2 separate regions of the Homo sapiens genome follow, and region 1 is linked to region 2. A link is a contact called in ENCODE Hi-C or POLR2A ChIA-PET data. All regions are on one chromosome and are shown on one strand. Each heading gives the region's core, a stretch centred on a gene start or an enhancer-like site at or near the end of the contact. The rest is flanking DNA. Distances are from core to core; before and after follow the strand shown. Region 1 holds the start of EML2-AS1 (EML2 antisense RNA 1). Region 2 holds the start of KLC3 (kinesin light chain 3).

Region 1 (4,591 bases), core at 1-2,500, 300 kb after region 2:
GGTGTGGCTCTGTCGACCAAACTGGAGTGCAATGGCGTGATCATGGCTCACTGAAACCTCGAATTTCCTAGGCTTAAGTGAGCCTCCTGCCGCAGCCTCCCAAGTAGCTGGGTCTACAAGCGAAGGCCAGCACGCCCGGCTATTTTCTTTCTCTCTCTTTTTTTTTTTGTTTTTTGTTTTTTGTTTTTTGTTTGTTTGTTTAACGGAGTCTTGCTCTGTCAGCAGGCTGGAGTGCAGTGGCGCGATCTCAGCTCACTGCAACCTCCGCCTCCCGGGTTGAAGTGATTCTCCTGCCTCAGCCTCCCGAGTAGCTGGGACTACAGGCACGCGCCACCACGCCCATTTTTGTATTATTAATAGACAGGGGGTTTCACCATGTTGGCCAGGATGGTCTCGATCTCTTGACCTTGTGATCCACCCGCCTAGGCCTCCCGAAGTGCTGGGATTACAGGCGTGAGCCACCGCGCCAGGCCTAATTTATTTTCATTTTTAGTAAAGACGAGGGCTCGCTATTTTGCCCAGCCTGGTCTCGAACTCCTGAGCTCAAGCGATGATTCCCGCCTCCGCCTCCCAAACTGCTAGAATTATATAGCCTTAGTTTTTGACTCTGTCCAGATCTTCAGTATGGCCCCGCCTCTGGAGTTGACCACGCCTGTCATTCTGAGCCTCCCTTCTAACCCTGTCCCTGAGTTGACTCAGTTGCTTGAGAATTGACTGCTACCTCCCGCCAACGCTCCTTCTCCGGCCCGCCAGGCATTCTGATTACGTCCATTTTCACGTATTCCTTATGTGAATACCTTCGAGGCCTCCAAGTTGGCTGCACCTCTTGGCATTTGACCACGCCCCTACGGCCCCGCCCAACCTTTAAGCCACGCCCTTTTCAACCTGGCAGTGCCCCCCGATTTTGATGTCAAAGCTTCTGGAATCTGGAATGCCTCCACCTGGTCTCAGCCTCTGTTACTCCGTACCCCAGATTTTAATTTCGCCCAGGCGAACACTGTGGCTGCACCCTTAAATTCCTCAGACTCCCTCTTTCCTTGTAGAAACTCTGTGGCTGCTGCCTTGACTTCATCCCTGAAACTCAACGGGGCCTCTCCTGTACCTTAATAACCACGCCCATAAGCCAAGCTCCTCCCTGACTTCCTCACCCAGTAGACCTGACCGTCCAGCTTCTAAAAACTCTGGCCACGCCCCTCAATATTGACTCCGCCCTCCCAGACCTTCCACTGTTACCGTGCCACCTCAAGATTGGTCCCTCCAAGGCTCTGGCACCGTCCCCGCTTTTGAACTAGCTGGCCCCACTCTAGGTTACGACCTCGTGGCCTGGGGCATGACTACATTTCTCGACCATTTCCTCCCTATCTCTTTCTGCGGCTTGACGCCGCCCCAGTCCTTACCCTTCCTTTTTGGCGCTACAGTTGCTGCTGGAGGATGTGGTCCGGCTGCGGGGGTCCTCACGGCGCACCGAGGCGAGGCGCTCTGGTGACAAGTAGCGGCGGACACTGCTAAAAGAGAGCACACAGGTGGGGGCAGAGCCTTCTAGGCCAGCAGGCGAGTGCCGTGAGCAAGCGAGATTCTCCCTGCACCCTCTGCTGCTGGAGCTCAGGCAAACAAACCACCTCTGTCTCCCACGAGGTCTTGGAAGAGGCTGGGGGTCCCGGCCTTGTGCCTTACCTGCGCCCGGAGGTCGCCTCCTTCTTGGGAGAGGATGGGGACGTGGCATAGCCACCCACGCGCCGCGGGGGTCCCGAGCCATTAAGGGGCGTCCTGGTGGGAAGGCCTTTCAAGAGCTGACACACTGGAGGGATGGGGTTAGGGGACAGAAGAGGGTGAGTATAAGGACCAGGCCCCGGTCCTCCCCATCCCACCCCTCCAGTCTAACGGGGATACCCGAGGCAGTGGTGCCTAAGCGCGGAGGCGCCCGGCCCTTGGGGGTGCCCCGCGCGCGTAGCGCCGCTCCCTGTTCTTCGCATGCCCGCAGGCGACGCAGAGCATCCGCCAGCGCCGCCTTTAGGACCGCCAGCTCGTCTTCCTGTAACTGCAGCCGCTGCTCCAGCGCCGACACGCGGTCGTCCACTTCCATACCGCTCGTGCCCGACAAATTGTCATCTGGAAGACGGGGGAGTGCCGGCTGCAGGGCCACCCAGGAGCTCCAGTGCCCAAGGGGTCCCTCCCGCCTTCCTGGGTCTAAGCGGGGGGCCAGCCACGCCCCTTTCCTGTCCCGCTACCTGGGGCTGGGACACTTGGACATGAGCCAAGGAAGAGGACTCTGAAGGGGGAAGGAAATCCCCACAGCTCTCCAACCCATCCGCACACTCCTCTCTGCCACAGCGCGCTGGCCGTGTGACCTTGGGGAAGTCCCTTCCCTCTTATTTTCTAAGAGTCTGTGAACCCAGGAGCCTCTCGCTCTGGCTTTAAGATGCTATGACTAAGACGTGACCAGGCGCAGTGGCTCACGCCTGTAACCCCAGCACTTTGGGAGGCCGAGGCGGGCGTATCACGAGGTCAGGAGATCGAGACCATCCTGGCCAACATGGTGAAACCCCGTCTCTACTAAAATAAAATTAAATTAAAAATAAAATAAAATTTAAAAAAAAGCCGGGCGTGGTGGCGCGTGCCTGTAGTCCCAGCTACTCCGGAGGCTGAGACGGGAATCGCTTGAACCCGGGGGGTCGGAGGTTGCCGTGAGCCAAGATCGCGCCACTGCACTCCAGCCTGGCCACAAAGCGAGACTCCGTCTCAAAAAAAAAAAAAAGAAAAAAGAAAAAGAAAAAAAAGATTCTTTGATTTTATGACTAAGACGTTAAGTATCTATGAGTGATAAGAGCATTTGCAAAATGACACCAACCTACTCCTAATGACACTAAAGTTCTAGAATTGATCCCCAACATCCTCCGACGAAGATTCTGTTATGAATACCAACGTCTCTTCACTGTTTCTAAGACTTTCCAAGCCAAAAGGTCATGCCTAGCCTCCCCGTTTCCCCTCCTCTCCTCACCCTGGGGTTCGACCCTAGAGCCAGCTGCAAGGACAGAGCTTCGGCGGCCCCTGGCGGCGGACTTGGGGGTTGCAGGCAGCGCATGGCAGACCCAGAAGACCCAAGGGAGATGCAGACCGGATTGACAACCAAACTCTTCCCCAGCAGGCATTCCTCTTTTCTGTTCCCCTTCTTTATTTCGCCTCTGTACCCCGCGCCCCAGATTTGGCTCTCCAGCCTATGGGTGCAGCCAAAATGACTCCCCGAGTCGCCCCCCCAACCCCGCTCATTTTCCCAAAGTGGGAGGGGCGGAGACCGAAGTGGCCCCTCTCCCCCTTTTCCCGCAGAATACTCATACCCAGACTCATTGCTGACCACAACCAAGGAAGCCCTGGTTCCCAGCCTGGTGGAAGTAAAGGTGGTAGCTTAGACGGGGACAGGGCGTGGAGCTCGCCCCTGCCATCCCGCGTCCACAGGCCGCGCAGCTGGCCCTCTGGGCTCCGCAGTGCAGCCGCCGCTCCTCCCTCCTTCCCTTCGTAGCCCAATCGCCTGCCGAGGCTTGCCCGCCCTGCCCCCCACTCAGCGCCTCCCAGGTCCGGTGCCTGGACCTGCAGAGGGAGGTGGGAGCCTCCTGAGGTCAGAAGGAGTGAGCCGTCAGGACTTAGAACTCGTAACAGGGGGAAACCTCTAGGGGTCTTGTTGGCATCACGTTTTGCAGACGGGAAACTAAGGAAGGAGGCTAGTAGGAGTGTGCAGAGACACGCCAAAGATCACTCAGCCCGTAGGTGGGGGCTGGGGACCCAATCACCTCCTGTGCTCAGCCTGGTCCTACCTACCATTAATTATACGACCAGAAAAATGGCATCTGTTACTGTGAGCTTACATGTGCCAGGCACTGCTCACGCAAAACATTTAGCACGTTCCCGGCTCATGTTGATGCTCGATAAATCCAGAATAGGATTAACTATTTTTATGATACCTAATGCTTTTGGCAACTCTAGTAGTTGTAGTAGCATAATCCATTTTAGGAGGAGAGGAGGAGGAAGGTTACTGAAGCCCAGAAAGGTGACGTTACTTGTTACACGGACACACAGCCGTTCAATGGAAGAACCCATACTCAACAGGAATGGCCACCCTGTCATTCTGGCTCTTAGAGGGACAGAGGAGGACAAAATAAGCATTCTGGGTCCCCTGCCAATTCCAGTGGTCCCTGGCACTAGGGTGTGTGCCCAGAGGACTGAACCTCCAAACTGAGTTAATAGAGGTGCTTTCATCTTGACCCTTCTGCCCCACCCAGAGAGGCCAGCTGCACTGTCAGGCCTTGGCCAGCCCATCCTACCAACCCCCACACCTCCACCATCCCCATCCCTGTGACTCAAGCCCTCCGCTCCCTCCTGACCATCCCCCCATCCTCAGCCTTTTCCCAGAGACCAGGCCTCACTTCCCACTTTTCCCTCCCAACTCCCCTCTTCTCCTATCTCCCCTCACCTGAGCCCGACACCCACAGTGGTCCTTCTGGTATCACACCCATTTGTCTAGGGAGAAGGGATGGTGCTAATGCATGGGAGGGCCAGGGCCAGAGGATTTGGGAGGTATCCTAGAAGCAAAGTCCTC
Region 2 (5,650 bases), core at 2,127-4,626:
TGGAGGCTGAGGCAGGAGAATCATTTGAACCCGGGAGATGGAGGTTTCAGTGAGCCGAGATCATGCCATTGCACTCCAGCCTGGGCAACAGAGACACTGTCTTTTTTTTTTTTTTTTTAGGGGATGGAGTTTTGCTCTTGTTGCCCAGGCTGGAGTGCAATGACGCCATCTTGGCTCACTGCAACCTCCGCCTCCCTGGTTCAAGTGATTCTCCTGTCTTAGCCTCCTGACAAGCTGGAATTACAGGCCCATGCCACCAAGCCCGGCTAATTTTTGTAATTTTAGTAGAGACACGGTTTCATCATATTGGTCAGGCTGGTCTCGCCCTCCTGATCTCAGGTGATCCGCCCTCCTGATCTCAGGTGATCCGCCCTCCTAGGCCTCCCAAAGTGCTGGGATTATAGGCATGAGCCACCACTCCCAGTGAGATGCTGTCTTAATTAAAAAAAGGAAGAAAGAAAGAAATAGCTGGAGCTTGGCACAGTGGCTCATGCCTGTAATCCCAGGACTTTGGGAGGCCAAGGCAGGAGGATCGCTTGAGGTCAGGAGTTCAAAACCAGCCTGGGCAATATAGGGAGACCCCCATCTTTACAAAAAACAACAAAAAGTAGCTGGGTATGGTGGTGCATTTGTAGTCCCAGCTACCTGGGACTTGGGAGGCTGAGGAGGGAGCATTGCTTAAACCCGGGAAATCAAGGCTGCAGTGAGTTACGACTGCCACTGCACTCCAGCCTGGGTGACAGAGTGACACCTGTCTTTTAAAAAAGCTAGAGTAGGCCGGGCATGGTGGCTGACGCCTATAATCCCAGCACTCTGGGAGGCCGAAGTGGGTGGATCACCTGAGGTCAAGAGTTCAAGACCAGCCTGGCCAACATGGGAAACTCCATTTCTACAAAAATATAAAAATTAGCAAGGCATGATGGTGGGTGCCTGTAATCCCAGCTGCTTGGGAGGCTGGGGCGGGAGAATCGCTTGAACCTGGGAAGCGGAGGTTACACAATGAGCCAAGATCGTGCCACTGCACTCCAGCCTGGGCAACAGAGCAAGACTGTCTTAAAAAAAAAAAAATGCTGGAGTAGTTAGGATATGAGTTTGAATTTTTATTTCCATGATTCAATCAGCACCTATTCTCCCAAATGCCTTCTCTGCGTTGGGCCTGTGCTAGGTGGCACTGGGGACACAGTGGAGACTGACATGGCCCCTGGCCGCCTCCTCCCTTCTTGGGGCTCATAGTCTAATATGGGACTGACCTGTCTCCCCACACTGATGACCCAGAGTTGGCAGGGCTGGATGTGGGAGCCCAAGAGCCTGGAAACCTGGGAAATAAGAAAGGGCTTCCTGGAGGAGGAAGCATCAGCACTGGGGCTCAGACAACAGGGAAGTAGAGGGCACGTTGGCTGCAATTCGGAGGGAGCGCGGAGCTGTGCCGAGTCTGGAGTTTGGTCCACGGACCAGCAGCGCCCTCTGCTGGAAGCATTTCATAGTGTAGTGACCGGGGTACCGCGCGCATTGAGCCATGTATGTATGTATGCATTTATTTATTTTTGAGATGGAGTTTCGCTCTTGTTGCCCAGGCAGGAGTGTAATGGTGTGATCTCGGCTCACTGCAACCTCTGCCTCTGGGGTTCAAGCGATTCGCCTGCCTCAGCCTCCCAAGTAGCTGGGATTACAGGCGTGCGCTACCACACCCGGCTAATTTTGTATTTTTAGTAGAGATAGGGTTTCACCATGTTGGCCAGGCTGGTCTCGAACTCCTGACCTCAAGTGATCCAGCCCCCTCGGCCTCCCAAAGTGCTGGGATTACAGGTGTGAGCCACTGCGCCGTCCTCAAGTTATATTAGAATCGTGTCCTCCCAGCTTTGGCCAGCTTACTATTCTAGGACTTGATTCCTTCATTCAGTCACAATTTATTGAGCACCGACTTTGCATCAAGCTCTTGCTGAAGATAACAGTGCTGACAATATACAGCCCTGCCCTCAGAGCTTATATAGTAGAGGAGAAAAAGTGAACCCATAATATACAGTCAGTAGCGAGTATTTACTAAGTACTTTCTATTTGCGAGGCCCTGATAAAAGTACTGTCCTGGCCAGGCGCGGTGGCTCACGCCTGTAATTCCAGCACTTTGGGAGGTCGAGGTGGGCAGATCACCTAAGGTCAGGAGTTCGAGATCAGCCTGGCTAACATGGGGAAACCCCGTCTCTACTAAAAATGGAAAAATTAGCTGGGCATGGTGGCGGGCGCCTGTAATCCCAGCTACTCGGGAGGCTGAGACAGGAGAATGACTTGAACCCAGGAGTTGCAGTGAGCCAAGATAAGATAGCGCCATTGTACTCCAGCCTGGGTAACACAGCGAGACTGTGTCTCAAAAAAAAAAAAAAAAAAAAAAAAGTACTGTCCCTGTATTAGTTAACATTCAATTCTCAAAGCCTTAGACTATTTATATTTTATTGACTAGGGAAACTGAGGCACAGAGAGGTTAAGTTACTTGCCCAAGGCCTGCACAGCAAGTAAGTGCCGGAATCAAATTTGAACCCTGAGCCCAATTCTTAGATATCACATTCCCTTGCCAATAACATAATATATAACATAACATAATGATGTGATATATGTTATATAAAATAACTTTAGGGGCCGGGGGCGGTGGCTCACTCCTGTAATCCCAGAACTTTGGGAGGCCGAGGCGGGAGGATCACTTGAGGTCAGGAGTTTGAGACCAGCCTGGCCGACATGGCGAAACCCCGTCTCTACTAGAAATATAAAAAGTAGCCGGGCGTGGTGGCAGACACTTGTAGTCGCAGCTACTCGGGAGACTGAGATGGGAGAATCGCTTGAACTTGGGAGGTGGAGGTTGCAGTGAGCCGAGATCGCGCTACTGCACTCCAGCCTGGGTGACGGAGCGAGACTCCCTCTCAATAAATAAATAAGGTAATTTTAGGCCCTGAAAAGTTTTGTGAACAAAATCAAGAGGAGTATGTAATGTTTTGGTGGAAGGGTGCCATTTAGAAGGGGGCAATCAGGGAAGGCCTGCCGGAGGAGGTGGCCTTTGAGAAGAGACCTAAAGACGATGAGATCTGTGGGAAGAGAGATCGAAGCAGGCCACACAACCAAGGAAAAGGCTCTGGGGCAGGCACTGCAAGAAAGCCACCTGTCTGGGATCTAAAGTTTCCAAAGTTTTAGCTTGGCCAAGGCCCCTGCGCTACAATCACCCTGATTCGAGGTGTCCTGGAGGTTACCAGTTCCGCGTGCGAAGTTCTGCCATTCCCGCGGGGCTGGAGCCCCGAGGCTGAACTTCCCACGGGCGGTGGGCGTGGCCGGCTCACCTGCGGGGGCGTGGCTCCCGGCTGCCCCGCCCCTCGGAGGAGCCGCCCGAGGTCCCAGACGCCCGGCGCAGCGGGAGCGGCGGGGCGTGCCTGGCCTGCGGGACGCGACTGATCGCAGTGGGGCGAAGCGGGGCCGGAGCCGCCCGCGGTCAGGTGGGTGCCGGGAGTGGGGCGCGGGACTCTCGGAGAGCCGCGATGATGGGGGGCGGGGGCAACCCTGGGCCCGCTCGCCCTGAGACGGGGAAGGGCCTTGGGGCTCCCGGATGCCCCCTGCCCCGTCCTGGGGCTCTCCGGGATCTGGAGGCCTGGCTGGGGTCCCATGCCCCCCACCCCAGCGCAGGTAAACAGCGAGGACGGGGCGGGGCCTGGGAGGGAGAGGGAGGGGGCCCTTGTGACTGCGGGTGAGCCTGGTGCGCGGGGCTGGGCAGGCCAGGGTAAGTTGGTGCGGCTTGCGGGGCTGGGCCACGATGGGAGTCTCCTGCCTGCCTGTGTTTGTGTGTGTGTGTGTGTGTGTGTGTGTGGCTTTGCGTGTGTGTAAGAGAGTGTGTCAGGCTGTGGGTATGAGGGTGAAAGCGACTGTCCGTGTAACCCTGTGATGGGACTGTGTGTATGATGTGACACTTTTAGCAATGTGAAAACGTGGGCGACCTCTGACTGGAATGGTGTGTGTGTAGAATTGGATTGCTGGTAGCACTTTACGACCAAGAGCTAGTGCGACTGTAGTCGACTTTCTGCTTGGCCTGATGTGCATGTGTGTGGCTGTGTGTGTGGCTGTCTTCATGGCAGAGAGTGGAACTGGTTGTAGGATTAGGTGTGATTGACCAAGAGGCTGTGCGGCTGTGGTTGTCTTTCTGCCTGTTGGTGTGTGTGTGTGTGTGTGTGTGTGCGCGCGCGCGTGTGGTGGACAGTGTGGCACTGGATCAGTGATAGGTGACTATGATTGACTTTTGATTGTGTGTCACTGTGATGGTGCATGGGGCTGGGCGGAACTGTGTCCAGAAGTGGAGCTGTTTCATGGGACGGTGCGCGTGGAACCTTGGGGTTGGATGAGTGAGGTGTGGAGGTGTGTGAAGCCGTGTGTGCGTGTGTGTGTGTGTGTGTGTGTGTGTAGAGAGGAACTAGAGGGTGTGTGATCTGCATTGATACCGTGGCTGGCAGTGGTGTGCAACGGAGAGTTTGTGGGAGATGGGAGTGGAGACGTGGACATTTAAGTGGGATGCTCCTCCAAGCGGGTGACAGGATGGAAAAGGGGGTCCGCGTCAGGGATCAGTGTGTGGGACTGTGCCTATGATTATCAGCTGTGCGGTTGTGCACCCGGGGCTCTGTGTGAGTGTGGGAGCTGCTGTGTGTCTGGGACACAGCCCGAGTGCTGGATGGCTGTGGTTGAGCCGTGTTTGTTGCTGTGGTTGTCAATCTGGCTGTGGAGTGGTGTGTGTAAGGCTGTGTCTGAGGTTATAGAGGGAGGTTTTACATCGGCAAAATTGTGTGAAGAATGGTTGTGGTTGTCAGGATGACTCTTGAACCTGTGTGGTTGTGAGTTCAACCATTTATGATGTTTGTGTGTGAGGTGTGAGAATAGGTATGGTGTGATATACACAAGCACACAGATTGGCCGGGTGCAGTGGCTCATACCTGTAATCTCAACACTTTGGGAGGCTGAGGCGGCGGGGATTGCTTGAACCCAGGAATCCTAGACTAGCCTGGGCAATATGGTGATACCCCGTCTCTACAAAAACAAAAATTAGCTGGGCATAGTTTAGTTTTTTAAAAATTAAAAAAAGGTTGGCTGGGCGCGGTAGCTCACGCCTGTAATCCCAGCACTTTGGGAGGCCAAGGGGGGAGCGGGTGGATCATTTGAGGTCAGGAGTTTGAGACCAGCCCGGCCAACATGGTGAAACCCCGTCTGTACTAAAAATACAAAAATTAGCCAGGTGTGGTGGCGGGCACCTGTAATTCCAGCTACTTGGGAGGGTGAGGGAGGAGAATCGCTTGAACCTGGGGAGGTGGAGATCGCAGTGAGCCAACATCATGCCATTGCACTCCAGTCTGGGCAACAGAGCGAGACTCAGTCTCAAAAAAATAAAATTAAATTTTTTAAAGGTTGATATATACATCACATATATACACATACATATATCTAGAGAGAGGGAGAGATCAATGACGATCAAGTCTGTGGTGCACAAAACGTACAGGACCCTTACTGTATGTGATCGTGCATGTACAACATGTGCAAAAACCGCTGGGCTGCTTATGGTGGATGCAGTGGCTTGAGTGAAGTGTGCGAGAACGTGGCATCCCTCCACGCGTATTCACAGCTCTCTGTTCCGACA

The links. Hi-C counts contacts between places; a loop is a spot of excess contacts on that map. ChIA-PET counts read pairs that join two places held with the same protein, here RNA polymerase II (POLR2A). Pooled maps may share reads with other maps.
Region 1: a pooled map shows a loop between it and region 2 (3-fold over the local background). The contact joins the promoter of EML2-AS1 here to the promoter of KLC3 in region 2. A Hi-C loop is called at or near these places in 2 of 50 pooled maps. POLR2A ChIA-PET finds 5 or more read pairs at or near these places in 2 of 52 experiments (B cell and HEK293).

Annotation. Positions count from the first base shown.
Region 1 is chr19:45,640,244-45,644,834 of GRCh38, forward strand. EML2-AS1 (EML2 antisense RNA 1) reads left to right here and starts at 1,251. Exons shown (of 2, transcript NR_130729.1): 1 at 1,251-1,523; 2 at 1,982-2,597. It also overlaps a transcript of EML2 not described here. RefSeq lists enhancers at 1,658-1,717, 2,239-3,090, 2,248-2,507, 2,518-2,567, 2,958-3,007 and 2 more.
Region 2 is chr19:45,337,374-45,343,023 of GRCh38, forward strand. KLC3 (kinesin light chain 3) reads left to right here and starts at 3,377. Exons shown (of 13, transcript NM_177417.3): 1 at 3,377-3,473. RefSeq lists a silencer at 3,273-3,362.